Linked DNA regions of Homo sapiens: region 1 is linked to region 2. Evidence: chromatin loops called from intact Hi-C (ENCODE). Cell type or tissue: B cell. All regions are shown on one strand. Links, peaks and the distances in the headings refer to the core of each region. The heading gives the core; the rest is flanking DNA.

The links. Peaks named below come from ENCODE experiments on the same cell type or tissue, not always from the same donor. Only the 100,000 strongest peaks of a DNase experiment are listed, where the experiment ranks them.
Region 1: a loop joins it to region 2, with 14 times the contacts of the local background. A loop is called at or near these places in 2 of 110 quality-filtered maps.

What each region holds. Positions count from the first base shown.
Region 1 is chr3:14,426,822-14,437,662 of GRCh38, reverse strand. The region is part of intron 2 of SLC6A6 (solute carrier family 6 member 6); the gene reads right to left. Among named protein-coding and RNA genes, the nearest start is that of SLC6A6, 30 kb to the right of the region's middle. RefSeq lists enhancers at 1,241-2,152, 2,153-3,064, 5,108-5,402, 5,102-5,511, 4,889-5,800 and 2 more and a silencer at 9,216-9,370. In B cell, for the core only: a CTCF peak has its summit at 5,887; DNase peaks (open chromatin) are centred at 5,302 and 5,562; H3K4me3 peaks cover 2,300 bases; H3K27ac peaks cover 2,500 bases.
Region 2 is chr3:14,254,596-14,265,436 of GRCh38, reverse strand. No RefSeq gene overlaps it. Among named protein-coding and RNA genes, the nearest start is that of LSM3, 81 kb to the right of the region's middle. In B cell, for the core only: CTCF peaks have their summits at 3,895 and 4,108 (motif pointing left); a DNase peak (open chromatin) is centred at 4,076; H3K27me3 peaks cover 454 bases.

The sequences.
Region 1 (10,841 bases), core at 4,684-7,183, 170 kb before region 2:
ATATTGTATACTTGAAAACTGTTGAGAGTAGATTTTAAGCGTTCTCACTACACACAAAAAATGCTTAGGAAGCGAGGTGATACGTAAGTTAATTGGCTTGATCCAGTCATTCTACAACATACGCAGATGTGAAACATCATGTTATACACCATAAATATATACAATTTTTATTTATCAATTTTAAAACTTCCAGCCTGGGCAATATGGCAAAACCCCATCTTTACAAAAACTACAAAAATTAGCTGGATGTGGTGGCACATGCCTGTAGTCCCAGCTACTCGGGAGGCTGAGGTGGGAGGGTCACTTGAGCCTTGGAGGTCAAGGCTGCAGTGAGCCATGATTGCCCCACTGCACTCCAGCCTGGGTGACAGAGCGAGACCCTGTCTCCAAAAAAAAACAAAAAAAGTTACTTTTAAGAAAAAGATAGCTGTGTTTATTAAGCACTGACCATATACACAAGCAGAATATGCATCTTTTTAAAAAGAGCACTGACTACAAGCACATTTTCATTTTCTTAGCTAATCCCCTCAGTGGGTGCTGCTCCCATCCTTCCTGTGCTGATAAAGCACAGAGATGTGAAGTCACTTGTCCACAGTCACACATGAGGAAAAGGCCACTTAAGCTCCAAATGCCCCCCAGGTCTGTCTTGGCCTCTGAAGTCCATGTTCTCAACTACTGTAGCTGCTATGGATCAAATGAAATGGGGTCTGGTGTCTTTAAGGAGCCAGCTGCAAGCCGGCTGACAAACTGGGGAACTAGGCAAAGGCAAACAGGGAAGTGAAGGGCCACATGATGGAGACGGGGCTCAGGAGGCTGGACAGGGCCTGGGGAGCAGTCAGTGCCAAGGGCCACAGGGCTGGGCCAGGCCAGCTAATGAAACAGCACAGACTCAGGCAGGACAGATGGCGTGCTGGACTGGAGCCCTCCTCTAGCAAACAGGGAACTCTGATGGGGCTCCCTGGACCACTGTCTCCATAGATTCTGGGCTAGGTACAGGCTCAGTGAGCAGGATGGCCAGGATCTATTAGTGATGCCTGCCAAGGGCACTCTCCTTGGCCCTAGTGTTTAACAATTAAGCACCAAAAAAAAAAAAAAAAAAAAAAAAAAAAAAAAAAAAAAAAAAAAAAAAAAGGGAGTTGTTGTTAAGAGTGCTATTCCTGGGTGGGCGTGGTGGCTCACACCTTTAATCCCAACACTCTGGAAGGCTGAAGTGAAAGGGTGGCTTGAGGCCAGGAGTTCCAGATAAGCCTGGGCAACACATTTGGACCCTGTCTGTACAAAAAGTTAAAAAAAAATTAGCCAGGTGTGGTCACGTGCGCCTGCAGTCCCAGCTACTCAGGAGGCTGCGGTAGGAGGATCACTTGCACCCGGGAGTTGGAGGCTGCAGTGAGTTGTGATCATGCCACCTCACTCCAGGCTGGGTGACAGAGCAAGACCCTGTTTCTAAAAAGATGAAAAAATAATAATAATAAAGTAGAAGCTCTTTCCATCACTCTAAGTGGAGTAGCTGTTTTAAGTGGAAATTAATCAAAGCCTTTCTTTTTCTCTTTTATATATATTTTAAAAGTACACCTTTAAGAGATTGAATCATTGAATTGTATCATGAGGTCTGTATCTGTTGGTTATCTGCTCCCAAGGAAAGGCTAACTCAAGCGTGGCGAGCTCCAAAGCCTCCAGAGGCCTGGTGGGCAAAGGACAGGAGTCCACTGGGGTGGGGAGGTCGCAGGGAAGAGTGGGAACCAGGGGACAGGAGGAGTCTGGACTCTCACAGGCAGCTCTCCTTAGCTCCCACTACTGCAGGTGCCTTCGGGACTGGTGCCCACTGGGGCTGGATCCTCCAGCTTCTCAAGAGATGTTGAAATCTGGTTTATATGCACACACACATTTTTCAGTTTCTAAACCACCACCTGGGTCAAACACAAACACAGAGGGGGCCAGACTCAGCCTGTGGCCAGTCTGCTCTCTTTGGTCACACTATTGCCCCCAGGTCACCTAAGGTGGCCGTGGCAAAGGGAAGAATGGGCTCGTGCGGAGATGCTGACCAGGCTGGCCTACAGCCCTGATGGCTTGTCCCGGTGAGGTCATCCAGGAAGCCAGGCATTGTTTTGCCCGGAACAAAGCCGAAACAATGAGCAAAAATATTCTGGTCGTAGTGAAAGTGAATTCTGTTGAGGAAATCGTTTCAGCATGCCGTCTCTGGGACAGGGGCTTGTTATCTACCTGGGGTTCAGCATCCTCGGGTGAGGTCCTCCCCTCTCCTGATTTAACTGCAACCTCCACCCCACCAAAGTACGGGTCTACCCTCAGAGACCCCCGACCTCCGCTAGAAGCCTCCTGCCTGGATCACACTAAGCCCTGCAGAAAAGCCTCTACCTCACCCCCGGCCTCATCAGCCTTGCCTTTCACAGATCAGGAGACTGAGGCTCAGAGAAGGGGGAAGCCTTATCCCAGGTCCCACAGCTACAGGACAGTGGGCCAGGATTTGCACCCACGTCCCAACTCCATGACCTTGGTGCCACCCTGGGGCAAGGTGACCTCTGGATGGGGACCAGCCAGACCACGTAGTTCTTCTTAGTCTGTGGTTTGCTGGGGAAGAGTGGATGACAGTGAGCAGGTTTTGCAAAGAACAAGCCTCTGGAACAACGCCGGGGGTGGCGAGACACGGTATGAGTCTAATAGACAGCCAACTTGTCACCTTCCCCTCATAAAAACATTGGCAGGTGAACATAAGGTCTGGGGACTGGGTCCAAACTGTTTTATCATCTCCTTGGAAGTGGCAGGACCTGGCCCAAAGCCCCAGAGAACCACAGTCTGGCAGCAGAGGAGAGGCAGCAAGGAGAGTGCCACCGTGCCAGTTGCAGGGGGAGGGGTGGAGGCACGGCAGGCTCCCGGTGGCAGGATGGCCTGAGAAGGGCCAGGATGAGGCAGGGTGGCTGGCGCTGCCCCAGATGAAGGTGTTTGAGGCACACACCATACTCCAAACGGAGGTGCCCCACAGCAGAGCCCAAGCAGCTAAGTCGGGGAAAGGGCAGTGGGCGAGGTCAGAAAGCTGGGTCATGCAGGCCAAGTCACTTCCCCTCTGCATCTCAGAGGTCCAGGGTTAGAACAAAGGTTTGAGTGGCTTTGGCAAGCAGTGGCTGTTAACTCACCCTACTATGTGCCAGGCACTGCTCTAGGAACTGGAGACAGTGGGTGAGCCCTACCAAGCTGACCTGCAGAAGGGGAGATAGACACTAAACACATAAATGAGCAATTATTTATGACAGTGCCCAGCACACAGAAAACAACAAAGTAGGCCCCTCTGCGGAGGTGACATTTCATAACAACAGCAGCTCGCTGAGGACTCACTGTGGGCAGGCCCTGTGCCAAGCCCTTTCCAGACACCAACTCACTCACTTACTCCTCACCAGCCCGGATGATGGAAAGAGGCCCAGAGAAGTAAAGCCACTTGCCCAGGGTCATACAGCTGGATTCAAACCCAGAAGCTCGGCTCTAGGGAACAAGCTTTTAGCCACACTGAAGCTGAGGCAAAGAACTGGGGGCAAAGAACTGGGGGAACACTGTTCTAAGAGCAGAGAACAGCAGGTGTAAAGAGGGCCATGGTGCACATAGTGAAGAAACAGAAAGCCAGAGTGTGGCAGAGAGGAAGAGGGGACGGGGCCCCCAAGGCCAGAGTTAGAACCTGGATTTATCCCAAGTTTTGTGCTGCCCCAGTGAGGGCTCAACGCTTTTGGCTAAAAGCCCTGGATTGTCCCTGACCACCAACCCTTCCCTTCTACTCTGAAAGGGAACTTAAGGGCCCATGTTGGGTTTTTCCCTGCAGGTACTTATGACTTTTTTTTTTTTTTTTTTTTTTTTTTGAGACAGAGTCTAGCTCTGTTGCCCAAGCTGGAGTGCAGGGTGCGATCTCAGCTCTCTGCAACCTCCGCCACCTGGGTCCAAGAGATTCTCGTTTCTCAGCCTCCTGAATAGCTGGGATTACAGGTGCCTGCCACCACGCCCAGCTAATTATTTAGTATTTTTAGTAGAGATGGGGTTTCACCATGTTGGCCAGGCTAGTCTCAAACTCCTGACCTCAAGTGATCCACCTGCCTTGGCCTCCCAAAGTGCTGAGATTATAGATGGGAGCTACCGTGCTCAGCTAACACTTTCTGGTGGGGCCTGTAGAGTCGTTAACCCCACACCTCGGCCGCCTGGGTTCCTCACCATGAGCTGAGAACCTGCGGGGTGGGTGGCCAGAATGTCTTCCCCTTGACCAAGGACCTAACACCTAAGACTGGTGGCACAAACACAACATCCTTGTGCAGGAAGCCCAAACCCTGCCGGCTCCATGGGTGAAGCCATGCTTTGAAAGGAACAGGGTCACCCTTTGCTGTAATGTGCTCTTGGGAAGTCATCTGCCCACTCTGCTCTGAGCAGGCACTCGCTTACCTGGGGCAATTCTCTCTGGGGGAGGTGGCGGGAGGGAACAAAAGCTCTGGCTGACTGAGCACCTGCTACACACCTGGCCCAGGGCCATCACAGGGGTACTGGGTCACCGTCCCACCTTCACAGCACTAACGTCCCACCTTCACAGCACTAACGACTAGAGAAGGAGGGAGGGGCTCGTTTTGTTAAAGAAACAAAAATTATTCTACAAGTTCAGAGGAAGGACAAGGTTCCGTGTCTGGTCAAGGGTAGGCTTCAAAGACGTCTCTGGTCAAAGAGTCCCTGAGAGCTGGGCCTGACAGCCTGGACACACAGAGGAAGGTCAAGTCTCTGGGATGCTGTCTGAGGGGACCCTGGACACCACTCAGTAGACTTCCAGGGCACTTGGTACCCACAGCTGGGCTGGAGGAGAAAGAGGAGCTTGGGGAGGGCCACCAAAATGCCTACCTTGGGTACTTGGAGGCCTGTTTCCACAGCCAGAGGCAGGGCCGAGAGCAGCCCCATCTGCAGATTCTGCACACATCGGGGCTTCTCCTGACCTGGGGAGTCGCGCACTGTTGGACTTGCTCTTAAGGCTGGGGTTTTGGGGTTGTTTTCCTGTTGCTATGTGTTTAGGCCAATAACAGCACAACGGTCACACTGCCTGCAGCTCTGCTCCAGGGTGCAGGGGCTGGGTGAAGGGTCAGAGGGAGCCAAGCCCCTTTTCCATCTCCTTCCCCCATGGCCCAGGGCTGGCTGGAGTCAGGCTGCTGTAGGGGCCCCTGGAGCCTGCGGAAGGAGTGGGTGAGTCAGCAGGCAGCCACCTCCTGGCACTGACTCACCAGCGACAGGACAGGGCTGTCACTCTTGCTGTCAGCTTCGCTAGCAGCCCAGCCCTCAGCCTGGTTTTGCCGGAAATGGGGGCGGGGTAGGGTAGACCATGAGCCTGAAACAGGCTCTGCAGAGCCCAGGATTATTTCTGGAGGCCACAAAAAAGAAACTCAAGAAAAGAGAAAGGTTGGTTGCCATTTCCTTGACCTTCTCCTTTTAAGCTGTAAGAAGCCTAAAGCCCTGCTCCTTGTTGGCTATGAAAAGCAGAGGGCAGCCCCTCCCTTGCTCTATAGAAACTGGAAGGATACAGGCCCCAGTGACAGAGTCAGCTAAGGGTGCACGTGCAGGAGCCGGGCCAGCCCCAACTCTGTCACTGTGGCTCTGCCGGATGCCACAGTGCCATGGAAACCAGTCAGGGCGCTCTGCTGTACAGCCTTGGGCAAGTCACCTTCTCTCTTCAGCCTCAGTGTTACCCTCTCTAAAGTAGGCACAATATCCCATCTACAGTATGTGAAACTCCTACCTCATTAAATGTTTGCAAACAACCTCCCCCTCCTTGTTCCTCTTTTAAACATGTTTTTCCCCCTGACGAGGATGTACTTTCTTCTTCCTTCCTACCTCCGCCCCACCTCACTCGGACTCAGAAATTCAGCTCGACCAGAGTGTGGTGCTAGAGGAACCAAACAGCCTGGGATTTAGCAAGACAGGGTGGGGAACTAGCACTGTCGGTCACCGGTGCCCACTGTGTTCTGGAGCACAGGTGCCTGCTCTACTTAACTGGAAGCCGATTCCTAGGCCCCCTCCACCATCCAGAACCAGCCCAAGATCCCCAGGGGTTCCTGAAGCACACGCTGTGGTTTCTCAAGCCCCAACACCCTTGGCTTGTGCTGTGCCCTCAGCCCGGTACACTCTTCCCCTGCCTAATGAGCAGGTACCCCTCACAGCCTCGATGGGACAGCCTCCAGGACAGCTCTGTCCCTGCGTTCCCAGCCTGTACTGTTGCTGTCTGTTACTCCCCAGTCACCCGGGTCCTGCTTCCTGACACCTAGTATTAATACAAGGCCCAGCACGATGAGGATTTTTCAGATGGAATGTTTAGGGCTTAGGGCTCTGGGGACACTCTGCATAGGGAGAAACAGCCTTCCACGTCAGGCATTCTGAGAGCTCCTCTACGAGGGCGACAGAGCAAACTGCAATGACAGATGCTGGGGTATGTGGACAGTGGGGAAGGGTGGACCAGGATGTGCTCCCAACATCTGAGCACAGTTTCCCATCAGATGGTCAAAACTCTACAGATGAACACCAGATCTTTAGGAAATCACTTTTCATTAAACGATGTCCATTCCTGAGCATCTTCCAATAATGACTTTGAAGTTAATTTTTCCTGCCCCTAAAGGTTTGCCAAGTGCCAGGGGATGCCCTGGGATCCCACACAAAATCAAAGACTCACAGTGGGGCTTTGGAGGTCTTGGCACGTCCACATCCAAGCCCATTTTACAGATGAGGAAACTGAGGCCCAGGCCACATAGCAGATCAGTGACAAGACAAAGCTACAGTCTCTAGCCTCCTCCACAGACGGCCCCATCAGAGCTGGAGGGAACTCATTTCACAGAGGGGAAACTGAGGCCTGAAAGATGTGGTGGAGGGGCGGGACATTCCCGACAACCCCAACTTGGTGGGATACAGTGGACGCCAGAGGCTGAACATAAGCTCTTCTTCCAAACTTGGGAGGATGAGGCTCATATCTAATTCTGTCAGGTTGGCAACTGTTGGTGCAGTGGTGGCAGCGACTTCCAGCACTACAAGATGGTGCCTAACAGCGGCTACTGCTCAGCCAGAAGAAAAGCTCAGCGCTAAAATCCACACTCGGGTGGGGCTAGGATGCAGGGAGGACCGACGCTTCTCAACTGTGGTCTTCCTACGTGCAGGGGCCATCTCCCAGGGCAACCCCCAGTGGTAGCCATCTCCCTCAACTTTCCATTGCAATTTAGCTTAAACTCTGGGGGTGCTGGGGACATGGTATACCTTCTGATGGCCTGTCACTCGTGGTGTGGCCCAAGAGGCCACACCAACCATTGGAAACTCCTTGGAGGCGTGCCCTGACCTCTGCTCCCACGTGCTTAGCCGGGTTTGTTTCTAGCAAACCCCAAATGCCTGCCATGTCAGCCCCCAGCTCAAGAACTATCAGTGACTCCCAGCTGCCTAGATAATAATCTGAACTTCTCCTCTTGGAATCCCAGGCTCACTAGAGTTGTCTGACTTGCCCCCAATCTCTGCCACCTTATTTCTCCTTTTGCCCAGCATGACTCTCTCCCCGGCACTGCCCCTTTCAAGTCTGTGCTTGGTTTGTGGGTTCTCTTACATTTAGGTAGATCCCACCCACCTGGAAGACCCTGGTCCAAGTGTCACCTCCCAGCAAAAGCCCTTCCCGCCCACCCAAGACTCTTCCGTTTAGCATCCTCCAGCTCAAATCACCCCCACCATTCACCAGACACTGCACTCTCATTCAGAACTGTGCAACTTTGGATAAAGTTCAAAGTTCTCCTTGGGAAACCTCAGTTTCTTGACCTGTAAGCGGGCCTCATAATCTGTAAAGTCATTCATTGCTGAAGTCTGTGGGATCTTAGGAGGGACTAGTGGATGACCAAAATCCTCACATGAGGAACATCAGAGTTGCCTGAGACACTGGCTAAAAATGCAGATGCCTGGGCCCATGCAGCCCTACTGACTGAATTTTCAAGGTGGGGGCCCACGAATCTGTCCTGTTTAACCAGCTTCCCAGGTGAATCTGAAAATCAGGTGAGGTTGGGAATGGCGGTGCTAATAATGAACTGGGAGGCACCTGGGCAAAACATCAAACAAAATCAGCTCAGGAAAGAGATTAAGGCTGGCTCATGACAGTGCGTGCATGTGATGCGTGTGTGCACACAGACGTCTCATCTGCCAGACTGTGAGCATCTAGGGGCTGGGCCAGGCTGAGTTTCACTTCTGCCAGCCTCACTAAGTCCAGGATCATCCCAACAGCCATTTATCCCGGACTTGAGAGTTTGCCAGAGAGTCTCTTATTCCCTATTGCTGCTGCTCCTCACCAGGCCCTGGCAGATGAAGACCTTGGCCCTCAACTTACAAATAAGGAAAATGAGGCTCAGAGGAGAATGACCTGGCCAAGGTTACTCCATAGCAAGTGGCAGAGCCCAGATGTGGACCCAGGACAGAGCCAACATGCCTTTATCCACTTGCTAAAGAGAAAGGGAGTTTGAGAAATCAAGGCAAAGGCTGGCAGGGGTGACCTAGGGCTCCTGGAGCTGGGCAGCTGAGTGAGGCCTGCATGTTTGAGACTGGGGGGAGAAGCCTTGGAGACCAACCCCGATTCCTGGGGGTAGGGGGGTGCAGAGGGAAAAAGAAGCCTGGCCTTGTCTCTGCAGCAGGCGAGGGGCACAGTTCAGCTGAGCAGGCCCCAGGCAGTGTCTCTAAGGACAGGAATGAGCTGCAAGGCACATTGCCTGGGACTTAGGGGCTCCCCTCACTGTCACCCAGCAGAGAGGAGTCACTTTCTCCAGTGGAGGCAGCAGGTGGGACTTCCCCAACAGCAGAAACACCTGTCCCTTAAACACCACCTCCCCAGGCATAGGGAACAATGGCAGGAAAGGCCAGCGGAGGCTCTGGTGACATTGCTTGACCAAGGTGAGGCTTGCCCTGCTCTGGACTGTGGTTCAGAACTGCTCTCAGGAGACTCAGCAGCCTGGAGGTGCAGGGTCCCAAATGTCCCTCCCACACACCTGCACACAGGGCCCCTCTCTCAGCAAAGGCACCCTCCCCAGGAGAGAAAGTTGTACACCATAAATAAACCTGTCTCTGCTTCAGGTTCCTCAAATATAGAATGGGAGTAATAACAGTACCTAAGTTGTGAGGCTGTTGAGAGATTAAAGAACCAAACATGTATGGACTGCTTAGAACAGTGCCTGGCATACAGCAGGCACTTAGAAAGTTCAAGCTATCAGGATGATGACAAAATTGACCGGCATTCTTCCTCAACTCATGGGCAGCCTGGGCTCTGAGCCGAGGCCCTGCTGAGCATCTCTTGGGCACCATGCCCGCCGAGTGCTTTACAGATCATCTTACAGGGCCAAGACCAGGGCTCAAACACTGGCCAACCGCTTCTGAGATTCAGGGTGTCACCCTAACAGCTGGGCCTCCTCCTAGCTGCCCCCTCCCTTCTATTCCAACTGTCTCTCTCCCAGGCCTCTCAGGGGCCAGCCTCCTCTTCTGCAGTGCATGTGACTGGGGGATCCTGGGGTCCCCATCAATATTCTTGCTGAGCAATGTGGGTCCCCTGTGTTGGTGGGTCCCTGGGGATCTGAGCACAGATGTGAAAACCTGCCATCACCTCCCTCCCCTAGCCCTTAGGATACAGTTAGGGGAGCATCTCAGGGCAGAAAGCAGAGTGGAGGAGCCGAGGGCCAGATCAGGGCCTGCAGTTCCCCATGCAAAGTACTGAGTACCCTTCTGGCCCTTGGGATGGTGGCACCTGCTAAGCTGGGGAGATGGAAGTTACAGGGGCTGGGAACTGGACTCGAGAGTAGAAAAGGACTTTGCTGTGGACCTGCAGAGCAACCCCAACAACCCACAGGAGGGAAGAGCAGGGCAGCTCCTTGGAGCAGGGTGGCCAGGCAGCTTCTCTCCACCTGCTGGCCCCTGGGACACCTTGGGCAGCTGGAGAGAAAACCTTCAGGAGAGGAATGTTACCTTGCTGGTGGCCCCCAGGATGGCTGCAACTGCAGAAGTCAGACACTGGGACCCCTCAACATGGCAGCTTTGAAACCCCACAGCTCCTGGCTGAAGGTCCTTGGGCACCGGGGACCCCTCCTTTAGGCATTATTGAATGACAGATCAGCCCAACAACTTGATGCCCAGAGTTCACATATAGTAAGCAGACAGAGGCCTGGGAAGGAAGGCGGGGCTAGCCAGGAAGCTCTGAAGCCAGGCTGATGGGGCTCAAACCCCAGCTCTGCAACCGTGGGCAGCATATGCTCTGTGCCTCGGTTTCCTCACCTGTAAAACATGGCTGATAATGGCATCGACCTCACAGGGTGGATGGCGATCCCACCAGGTTAATTTCTCAGGACAGGGCCAGGTGCCCAGAGAAGTGTACGTTAAAACTCCAGGTGTGAAGGGGAACATCTACTCATGCTGGGGCTAATCTGGAAGAGCTGCCTGCCTGTAGCAGGACTCAGGACAGCTGCAATTATTGTGGTTGGCTCTTAGGTCTTCCCAAAGGGCTTCTACTCTGAGGCACAGAAGCAGCCAGAGAGTGCGGAAGACACCCAGCACCCAGGGTCTCTGTGCCTCAGAGTACCTGAGCATGAGGTCACAATGCTCCTTCCAGCACAGCGCAGGGTGCTGGGAGGCTGTGTTTTCCAGGAAAGTACACCACATAAGAACGCTCTGCAGCAGAACTAAAGCCAGAGAGGGGTTCCTTTATCACAGAACCCCCATCGCCACGCCGTTTCTGGGAGGCCCTGCCATTCCCAGGCCCTGAAGGACACATTCCTGCTCATCCTCAGGTGCACCTTCCCCTGGGAAGCCGGCCCAGAAGTTTCTTC
Region 2 (10,841 bases), core at 3,137-5,636:
CTTGATGATGCCCAACTGCTTTCCAAGGTGGGGATGCCACTTCACACCCCCACAGCTGCATAGACATCACAGCATTCCACACTGTGAGCAGACCAAACCCTCCCTTCTTAAGTGTGTAGGCTGAGATTGTGGGGAGGCAAGGGGTCCAAGATACCAGAGTCAGGGGCAAAAGGAGCCAGTACTGGAGCCCAGGTCTACGGATGTTGCAGTTATCTATTGCTGTGTGACAAACAACCCCCATGCTTAGTAGTTTGATTTTGCTCATGAATCCACAGTTCAGGCAGGGCTTAGAGGGGAAGGCTCATCTCTGCTCTGTGTGGTGTCAGCTGTGACAGGTTGGCGGGGGGGACCATTTCCAAGATGGTGCACTCATGGCGAGTTGGGGCTGGCTATGAGGGGGAGCTCAGGGGAGGATAAGGGTGGGATGAGGGTCTTGGTTTCATTCCACTCAGCCTCCTTACGGGCTGCTTGGGCTTCCTCAGGGCCTGTCTGGGTTCTGAGAACCAGTATCCCAAAGCTGTCATAGTGGCTCTTCTGCCATACTCCATTGGTCAAGCAGCCACAGGCTGCAGATTCCAGGGGAAGGAGGGGCTAGGTTGCACCCTGCCTCCTGATGGAAGGAACATCAAAGAATTTGGGGGTCATGTGTGAAAACTGACGCACCTGACTTCTGCAACATGCCTTCAATAATGTAAGGTTCCAGATGCTCCGACAGGCAGAAGGTGAATGAGTAGCAGTGTCCGCTAAGGACCACCCTTGTCATGCATGACTCCAAGCACCCAGAAGCATGCAGACCAACAAGGACCTAAAGCAGAGCCTCCCAGAGTCCTGGGCTCCAGTGATAAATCTGTTGATATGCTTTATTTGCCTGGAAGGAGAGGTTTTTATGTAAAAATAACTATCGGCTGTATCAGTCTATTCTTGAATTGCTATAAAGAAATACTTGAGACTGGGTAATTATAAAGAAAATGGGTTTATTTGGCTCATGGTTCCACAGGCTGTACAGGAAGCACAGCAGCATCTGCTTCTTGGGGGGCCTCAGGAAGCTTCCAATCATGGCGGAAGGCGAAGGGGGAACAAGGCACTTCACATGGCCAGAGTGCGAGGAAGAGAGAGGGGAGGTGCCACACACTTTTAAACAATCAGATCTCGTGAGAACTCTATCACAAAAACAGCACCAAATGGGGAAGTCCGCCCCATGATCCAATCACCTCCCACCAGGCATCACCTCCAACACTGGGGATTATAATTCAACATGAGATTTGGATGGGGACACAGAGCCAAACCATATCGTCAGTGTTTCAAAACTGGTAGAAGATTTGGCAACACTGAACTGTCATTTCCAGACGGCCCTGCTGGCCAAAATAAGGAGCGACCACCGGATAAATCCTCTGGTTTACTGCAGTCCCCGACATCCTGAACTGGCCGCTATGGGCCCTCAGGTTGGCAAACCCTAGGTCACGAATTCTAAGACATTAGAAAGACATTGGGGAATAATCATTCCCCAGTGGTTATTAGTGAACACAGTTCAGCGAGTACAGCTGGCAGACAAATGCATGGTGCTGATACGAAGTCCTCAGAAGATGTTCAGCTCTCTAGGAAGAACAATCCCAGAAGGCTTTCCAGAGGAGGTGACATCTCAGTAGTCTTGAAAAATGAGAAGGATTTGGGAGGCCAAGGCAGGAGGATCACTTGAGCTGAGGAGTTTGAGACCAGCCTGTGCAACATTGAGACAGCATCTATACAAAAAAATTCAAAAATTTGCTGGATGTGGTGGTGTGTTCCTATAGTCTCAGCTCTTGGGGGAGGGGACTGAGGTAGTGTTACAGTAGGTAGCTAGTCAGACATGAGCAGGGCAGGAGAGGGCCCTGCCTCCGGATCAGGAATGTGAGGTGACCATCAGGTGACGGTCAGGCGGTTGTTAACTGTCCCTCTAAAATAATGATAATTGGTTACAGCCAGTGCTGGGAAAGCCGGTCTCCCAATAGATAGAAACACCTGAAGCTGGTGATCAGCCGCTTCCTGATAAGATCTCAGGAGTTGGGTGAGTGGGCTCAAGCATGTGCATTAAGAGGCAAAACGGTGGGGTTTAATTGGTATATGAACTTCCTCTAGGAATGCTAGACTGGTAAGAGAAGAATACCTCCAGTGAGCACGTGCACAACTCCAGTAAACACACTGTGCTGGCCGGCCACTGTGCATGTGGACAGCCACCCAAAGGGAAGAATCAGGGGAGAAGGGACACGACCCCCTGGAAGCACTCCAATGTATAAAACCCCAAGTCAAAGGTCAAACCATACACTTGCACCTCTCAAGTCTCCTGCCTGGCCCTCTTTTTGAGTGTACTTTACTTCCTTTCGTTCCTGCTCTAAAACTTTCTAATAAACTTTCACTCCTGCTCTAAAACTTTCTAATAAACTTTCACTCCTGCTCTAAAACTTTCCTCAGTCTCTCACTCTGCCTTATGCACTTTGGTCAGACTCTTTCTTCTGAGGAGGCAAGAACTGAGTTTGCTGCAGACCTGTGTGGATTCACCACCACTAACTGTGGGAGGATCACCTGAGCCCAGGAGGGCAAGGCTGCAGTGAGCCATGATTGCAGCACTGCACTCCAGCCTGGGTGACAGTGTGACCCTGTCTCAAAAGAAAAGAAAGAAAGATGGGAAGGAGTTGTAAATATTCAGGCCTCCAGAAGCTAATGAGTTTGGTCTCTAGTTGGACATCTGAACTTTGAGATCAGAAAAGAAGCAGAAGCAAGTTTCCTCTGGATATCTCTCCCTGCAATCCCAAATCCAATCTCTGCAATCCCTGGTGGAAATAAAAAGCAAAAATGGAGGCACTAGTAGGTGATGATTTGAAAAACATCCAAAGATGCCATGATATTTTCCTCATTGCTGGCCATCCTGCCTCAAATGTCACCATCAGCACCACCATGTAGATTGCAACATTCCGTAGAAAGCACTTATTACTTGAGGGGGAGGTCATTTCTTCACATAAATCACTCATTTGCCCATCAGTCTGAGGCAGTGTGGATTCATTAAGCTGTCAGATTAGCTAGCATAGAGGAGTGCCAGGAAGGAGATGGGGGAGTGAGTGTTGCTAAAGAGAAGACAGCTGTCCTGGGTGATGCTCTCTGCTGGGAGCAGAGCCCAGAGTGGGAGCCCTGAGCACACTGGGGTGAAGGGTCAGACAGGAGGCAGGAGGAAGAAGGTGAGAGCCTCAGGGGCCACCATTCTGCAGGACCTCAATCTCTCTTTTCCAACTGTAATTTCCTCTTCCACCTGACCTTAGTGTGGACTTCTTCACACTAAAGTTCTGGAAGTCTAGGATTCCATAAGTCTAATCTTCCAAAATACTATGATCCCAAGCTGTTATGGATTCTCAGAGTTGCAAGATCATTTTCTTAAGTACGGAGATAAAGATGATAAAGTATTGATTAAGATGGCGTTATCTTTGAAAATGCCAGCAAAGATACTGTGGTTCTAAGGTTCTCCTTCTAGGTGTGATGTTCTCCAGGGTCTAAGTTTTAAAATTCAGTCCTTCTAAGATTTTATGAAGCCATCAACATTTCCCATTTAGACTGAGCTGGAAGCCAGCAATCTGCAGTGAATCCAGTGATTTCTCTATGTTCTATCCGTACTGCTATTTTTCTTTACATTTAACATTTAAATTTAATTTAAAGTTTTTCTTTGGACTTAATCTCATTCTAAATAATAATAGTACATGAAACTGTGGGTTTGAAGGACAAATTCTATTTTTCTAAAAACCGACCAAATAAGCTCTGGTAACGTAGCTCCTGGCACCTCGAACCATCTCAGGCACCACAGGCAACTGGGATACCACATTTCAGAAGCCATTGCCAAAAACGCCAGTCCCTCAACCCCCAACCTATTTCTGCAGGGGAGAGCAAAGCCATCCGTTTACAAATGGGCCGCAGGTCACACCTAGGGCAGGAATTCTTTGGGCACTGAGAATGGGAGGTCCACCCATGGGTCTCCAGGGAAGGTCTTGCCCTGCTGGGTGGAGGTCGGAGTCTGGAGGTCAGGCGTCCTGCTAAGTGGAGTCTCTTGTGGACTGGAGCCAGCGGGGACCCTATGCAACACCGCCATCTAGTGGCCAGAGTGCAAGGCACCGAGGGCAGGAACTTGGAGACAAGTTTGCAGGTCCTGAAATTGGGAAAGCTGGAGAAAAGATAAAGGGACTAATGATTGAGAAACAAATAATTCGATAAAAATAAAATAAATTGTAATATGGAATCTAATCAAGTCCTAAATGGGCACTACAGAAACAACTTATGTGTCCACCATGGGGACTTGGTTAAAGAAATTATGGGATATCATCTTCGGGAATAGTGTGCAGGCATTGTCATAAGTGCCATGAGTGCCATGCTGACATGGAAAGATGCTCAGTTGAGTGGGGAAGAGAGCAGGAATCAGAGTGTCACCATGCAACTTATGCAAAATGTAAGTATAGATCCATTTCGGGCTCACATCTAGAGAGAATGTCCCCAACTCACCATCTTTCCCATGGCAGTAAATGCACCCCATTTACATGGCTGCTCAAGCCAGAAACCTAGAAATCACTCAGCCTCATGTCCCCCACCCTGACTGTTACACCAGCGCATCGCCAAGTCAGTTCTGTCTCTGAAGCCCACCGGCTTGTAATCCTCTCCACGACCACCACCTCTGGCCGGACCAGCATCATGTCTGGCCTGGATGACTGCAGGGGCCTCCAACCTTGCCCTTCTGCATTTTCCAGTACACAGCCCGGAGAATGGCCCCAGCGCCAGCTGGATCATGTTGCTTCCCTGCTTAAACTCCTCCTGCAGTTTCCTGCCTCACTAGAGTAAAAGCACCCTCAAGCCAACCTTGTTCCATACCCTTGACCCCTTCTCTCTCTGCTCCTGCTCACTGGGCTCCTTCAGGTCCTCAAATCTTTTGAGTTCTTTCCCATCCTGGTCTTTCCACCCACTGCTGGTTCCCGGCCCTGAGACAATCCTGGCCCTGCCCCATCCCTGCCAATTTCTACTCAAACCTGGGCACAATGCCGCCTCCTCAGAGCAGGCTCTGTGGGTGATATAGGATTTCACTTTTGTATCTTCTGATTTGTTTGGGAAATAAGTATTATTTTGCTATGATCAAAAAAATCAGATAATGTTCATTTTAAAATAAAATCAAATGTCTAGACCATTGGCACATGGTGAGTTCAGAGCAGGGGGAGGCTCAAAGGCTAGGGAAGGCTTCCTAAGGGAGGGGGAGCTTGAAGAAAAGGAAGCATTGAGCCCAGGAAGGCAAACAGAATTCCAGAAAGGGAAACTTGAACAAAGGCATAGAGGTGGCAGGGCAGCTAGAAGAGGTGGCACCTACTGATTTTGCTTGTTTAAAACCCTTAATTCTGGTTGTAACACCCATTTTTTTTCCTCTGAGGATGCACATTTCCCACATCCTCAGATCATGTGTTTCTAGTGAGGCTGATTCTCATGATATGGGTGTGTGAATTCAGCTGGGCCAATGAGAGCCTTTCCTGAGATTGTTGCTGCACCTATTGAAAAAAGTGTTGTCTTTCCAACAGAGTTGTCAAGCTGGAAGGATGCAAGCCCAATCTTTGCCACCACAAAGGAAGATAATAAAACCCATACGGGAGAAAACAGAGCCACAGATGGAGACAGTCACATTCCTGGTGACAGTGTTTGAGCACCTGGATCCAGCCCAACCTGAGGCCATTTTCTCCTAGGCTTTTTAGATCTGTGAACCAATAAATCCCCGCTTTAGGAGTTGGGCTAGTTTATCGTGAGTGTCTATCATTTATAACCCAAAAATTCCTAAGTTCCACACTAAGCTGGCTGGAACAGAGGCTTGCTATGGAAGACAGTGAGGGAGGCTGAGCAGACACGGCAGAAACAACAAATGTCATGGCCATTCTTTGGAGGCAAGGCCTTTATCCCAGTGGACTGAGGCATCTAGTGTGGGAATTGGAGAGTCTGAATCTCTGAGCCAAGCCAGAAATCTGAAACAACGATAGGCCCTCTCTCTTGACTGCCCACAAGCCACATTGTGTCTTCATTGACCCAGAAATCCTTTGAAAGGAGACCCAGGGACAGAAATGGCCTGGAGCAGCTCCTGTTCTTGGCTTCTTGGGGCTTTGGAAGGAAACCATCTAAGTCTTCCCAGACCGCACTGGGAAGGCCAAGAATCCACAAGACAACTGACCAGCGGGGAGAGATGGGTGAGGGTGGGGACCATTTGGGGCATTTTCCACTGCTCTTGCCCTGTTTGTTCGTGGTCGGTCTGACTGCTCCTGAGGGCCCTGGTCTCTGGCGGGGGCAGGGAGGGGGTGCTGCGGGGCTGGTGGAGGCAAGGGACACAGGCCTGTAGCTCTAGCCCAGAGTTGGGGCCCTCCTAGGAACTGCAGGATGGTGTGATACATGGAGACACCCCCAGCGCCCTGGAGGGGCAGTAGCTATGTCCTGTGCCCTCCCATCATGCCTAGCACAGTTCCTGCCACAGGGTTATATGCATGGCACTAGTTACCATTCAGAAAACAGATCCCAAGTGCTTGCTGGGAGTGAGTAGAAGAGGAGTTCACAAGGACCGAGGTGCGTGATCACGTCAGTGTCACTGACTTGTGTCTTTGGGGCTGACTTGTGCCTTTAGGGCTGTCTCCCATTCCGGCCCTCCTGTAACCGTCACATCCGGTCTCCACAGGGGCAGGACTCCCTCTGAAACCTCTGGCCTGACACCAGCCACATACCACTTTCCAGCTTTCGAGAGGTGCAGCTGAAGATGTGAATGAAAATCAATACATATGGGCAAAGATTCATTAAAATTCAATACTTATTCATGTTTTTTTTTAACTCTCAGCAAAAGAGGCACAGAGGAGAACTTTCTTAATCTGATAAAGAGTTTCCATCAAAGAAATGTGTGTGCGCGCACGCTCACACACACACACACACACAGCTAACATCATCATTAATGGTAAAATACTGAATGCTTTTCTCCTAAGGATAGGAACAAGAAATGGATGTCCGCCACTATCATTTCTATTCAACATTATACAGCAGAGCCCAGTTGTTTCGATGAGGCAGAAATAAAAATAAAAATAATAAAGTTTGAAATGAAACATACAAACTCATTATTTAAGATGATAATATTGTATATGGAAAAAATCCAAAATCCAATAATAACCTATTAGTATTAATGAGTAAGTTTAGCAAGATTGCTGGATATAATCAACATACAAAAATTAGTTTAGTGTGTATGTGCTGGCAACAATTACCAAATGAAAATTTTGAGGTGCCATTTACAATAATACCAAAATAATCATCAAATACTTATGAGTAAGTCTAATGAAAGAAGCACAAGACCTCTATGACGACACAAAACAGTGTAGAGAAATTAAAGAAGACCTAAATAGAGGACTGTAGCCTGCTTGTTGTTTGACCAGCTTAATATTATTACAATATTAAGTTGCCAGATTGATCTGTATGTTTAATACAAACCCATTCCAGCAGGTATTTACAAGAAAATTGGCATGCTGTTTTCAAAATTTATGTGGAAATTCCAAGGACCTAGAATAGGTAAAGCAATCTCACAAGAGTACGAAGCTGGATGACTTAATGTACTGGATGTCAAGGGTTTTTTCTAAATCCAGAGTAAGAAGGCAGTGTGGCATACTGTGATCCTAGTCAAGTGGACCAATACAACACAGTAGGGAGCCCAGAAACAAACCCACACGTGTTCAATCCCTGGATTCACAAGAAAGATGCACAATTCAGTGAGGAAAGGTGATATTTAATAAATGGTATTAGTTCAATTGGAGAGTCATATGGGGGAAAAATGGGCCTACCTCATATCATACCCCAAAATTAATTCGAGATCCATCATAGACCTAAATTAAAACAAAAAATCTTCTGGAAAATAAAATACAAGAATATCTTCATGACCCTGGGGTAGACAAAAATTTCTTAACCAAACAGGTTGAGAGATGTTTGAAATACATCTATGAAAATAAATACCAATATCCAGAACATACAAAGAACTTTTATAAATTAATAAGAAAAAGACAGGCTAGGCACAGTGGCTCATATCTGTAATCGCAGCACTTTGGGAAGCCGAGGCAGGAGGATCACTTGAGCTCAGGAGCTTGAGGCCAGCCTGGGCAACACAGCGAGACCATGTCTCTACTAAAATTAAAAAAAAAAAAAAATAGCTGGGTGTGGTAGGGGCACCTGTGCTCCCAGCTACTTGTGAGGGTGAGTTGGGAGGATTGCTTGAGCCCTGGAGATCCAGACTGCAGTGAGCCGTGATCACGTGACTGCACTTCAGCCTGGGTGCCAGAGCAAGACCCTGTCTCAAAAAGAAAAAGAGAAAGAAAAAGACAGACATCCCAGTTTTTAAAGTGGGCAAAAAGCTGTGAACAGAGACTGCACCAAAAAGCACATCTAAATAGCCAATTATCATATAAGCATTATTAACATCTTGGAAATGCAGATTAAAGTCACAGGAAGATGCCATCACACTCCTCACTAAAATGGCTAGCAGGTGTGGTGCACTGGCAGCTATACTGCTGTCAGCAGGTGGCCTGCAGCTGTCGGCTCCTCCAAGGTCTACCTCTGCTAGGAGAGCCACCCCGCCCTAGGTCATGGCCCTCCTGGGGCAGCCCAGATCAGGCGGCAGAGTGCAGCAGGGCTTAGAGGTCAGCCTTTTGTTTCCACTGGATGTGGGTCACGCTGCTGGGCAGAACTCACGCCAGCCAGCTCCCTGCTAGGTTAACTGGGGCTTTGTCTAGCCTGAGTCACAGCTCAGCTCTTCTCTCTGCCCCAACTTGTTCCTTCCTTTTCTCTTCACAGGTGTGGATCCCCAATAACTGTCTCCAGATCCAAACTCCATGGCCAAATCTGCTCCCAGAGAAACCAGCCTGCACAGTGAGGATGTGGGTATGGAGCAACTGGAACCCTCAACTATTGCTGTTTGGATCATCACTTAACACCACTTCAGAAAACTTTTGGCAGCATTATATTATATATTAGTATTCTAATGCTAAACTCAGTCTACATAGACCCTAAGACCTAGCACATTCTCTTCTAGGTAGATGCCCAACTGAAATCAGTGCTTATGTCCTCAGAAGCCCTGTTCACAGAAGCTTGATGCGTAATAGCCACAACTGGCAACAGACCAAATGTCCATCATCAGGAGAATGGATAGACACGTGGGGGGCAGTTCAATGCAATGCTAACAGCACATCAAAAGGAAAAAGGCTGCTGCTACACACAACATGGATTCAACACACAGGCTTTGTGTTCAACAGAGGAAACCAGGCACAGAAGAGTGCACATATCCTGTGTGTATATACACAGTACACACAACTTGTGTGGCTCCATTTACATGGTGACCAAACCTAGGCACAACTAATCTGTAATGATAGAAGTCTGGAGAATGGAGAAATTGAGGCTGGAGGGAGCTTGCTGGGGAGCTGCAAGTGTCCAATATATTGATTGACCCTGGGGGTGGTTGTATGCTTATATACACAGGCAAAAGTTAATCAAACCCCACCCTTAAGATGCACGCACTTTGCTGAATGTTACACTTGATAAAAAAAAACTAAGTTAAGAAATAGAAGTTCCAAGCCTTCACAGTGACCCACATTTACTGAGAACTTACTGTGTTTCAGGGCCAGTCATTTCATGCAGCAGATCACTCCATGCACACACACACACACACACACACACACACCCCAACAAATACATAAATACATCCTCAACACACACACACCCCAACACGTATATACTCCAATACATACACATCCTAATACACACACCCCAACACACACATATGCCCTCAACACACACCCCAACACACATACCCTCAAAACACATACACTCCCTAACACACACATACTCCAACACACACACACCCCAACACACACACACCCCAATACATACACACCCCAACACACGCACTCCAACACACACACCCCAATACACATATACCCCAACACACACCCCAATGCACACTCCAACACACATCCCAACACACACATTCCAACACACACCCCAATGCACACACACCCAACACACACACATCCCAACAAAAACATACTCCAACACATACATGCCCCAATACATACACACCCCAACACACACACACACAGCAACACGCGCATACTTCAACACGCACATACTCCAACACACACACCCCAATACACACACACATCAATACACACATACTCCAACACACACATACTCCAACACACACACCTTAATACACATATGCCCCAACACACACACCCCAACACAAACATCCCAAAACACACATTCTGACACACACATACTCCAACATAGCCCAATACCCACACACCCCAACACACACACAATCCCCCCACGGACACCAACACCCACATACTCCAACACACACATACTTCAACACACATACCCCAACACACGCCTTAAAACACATACCCCCAACACACACACAACCCAACACACACAGTTCAATACACACACAGACCAATGCACTCATACACAGACACACACACACACACACACACACAGTCTCACACATCCCCAGCTTCAAGGCACAGCTTAAAGCTAAGCCTGGGGAGAAATAAGAACCGTAGGTGCAGTTACGTGGTCTAAACTCTGGGATCCAGGCGTCTTGTCCTTAAAGTGGAAGTGATACTGCTCCCCACCTCCCAGAGATATTAGGGACACAAGACATTAGGCACATTCCAACACACACCCCAATACACACACACACAACACACACACACCCCAACAAACACATACTCCAACACATATACGCCCCAATACATACACACCCCAACACACACACACAAGATATTAGG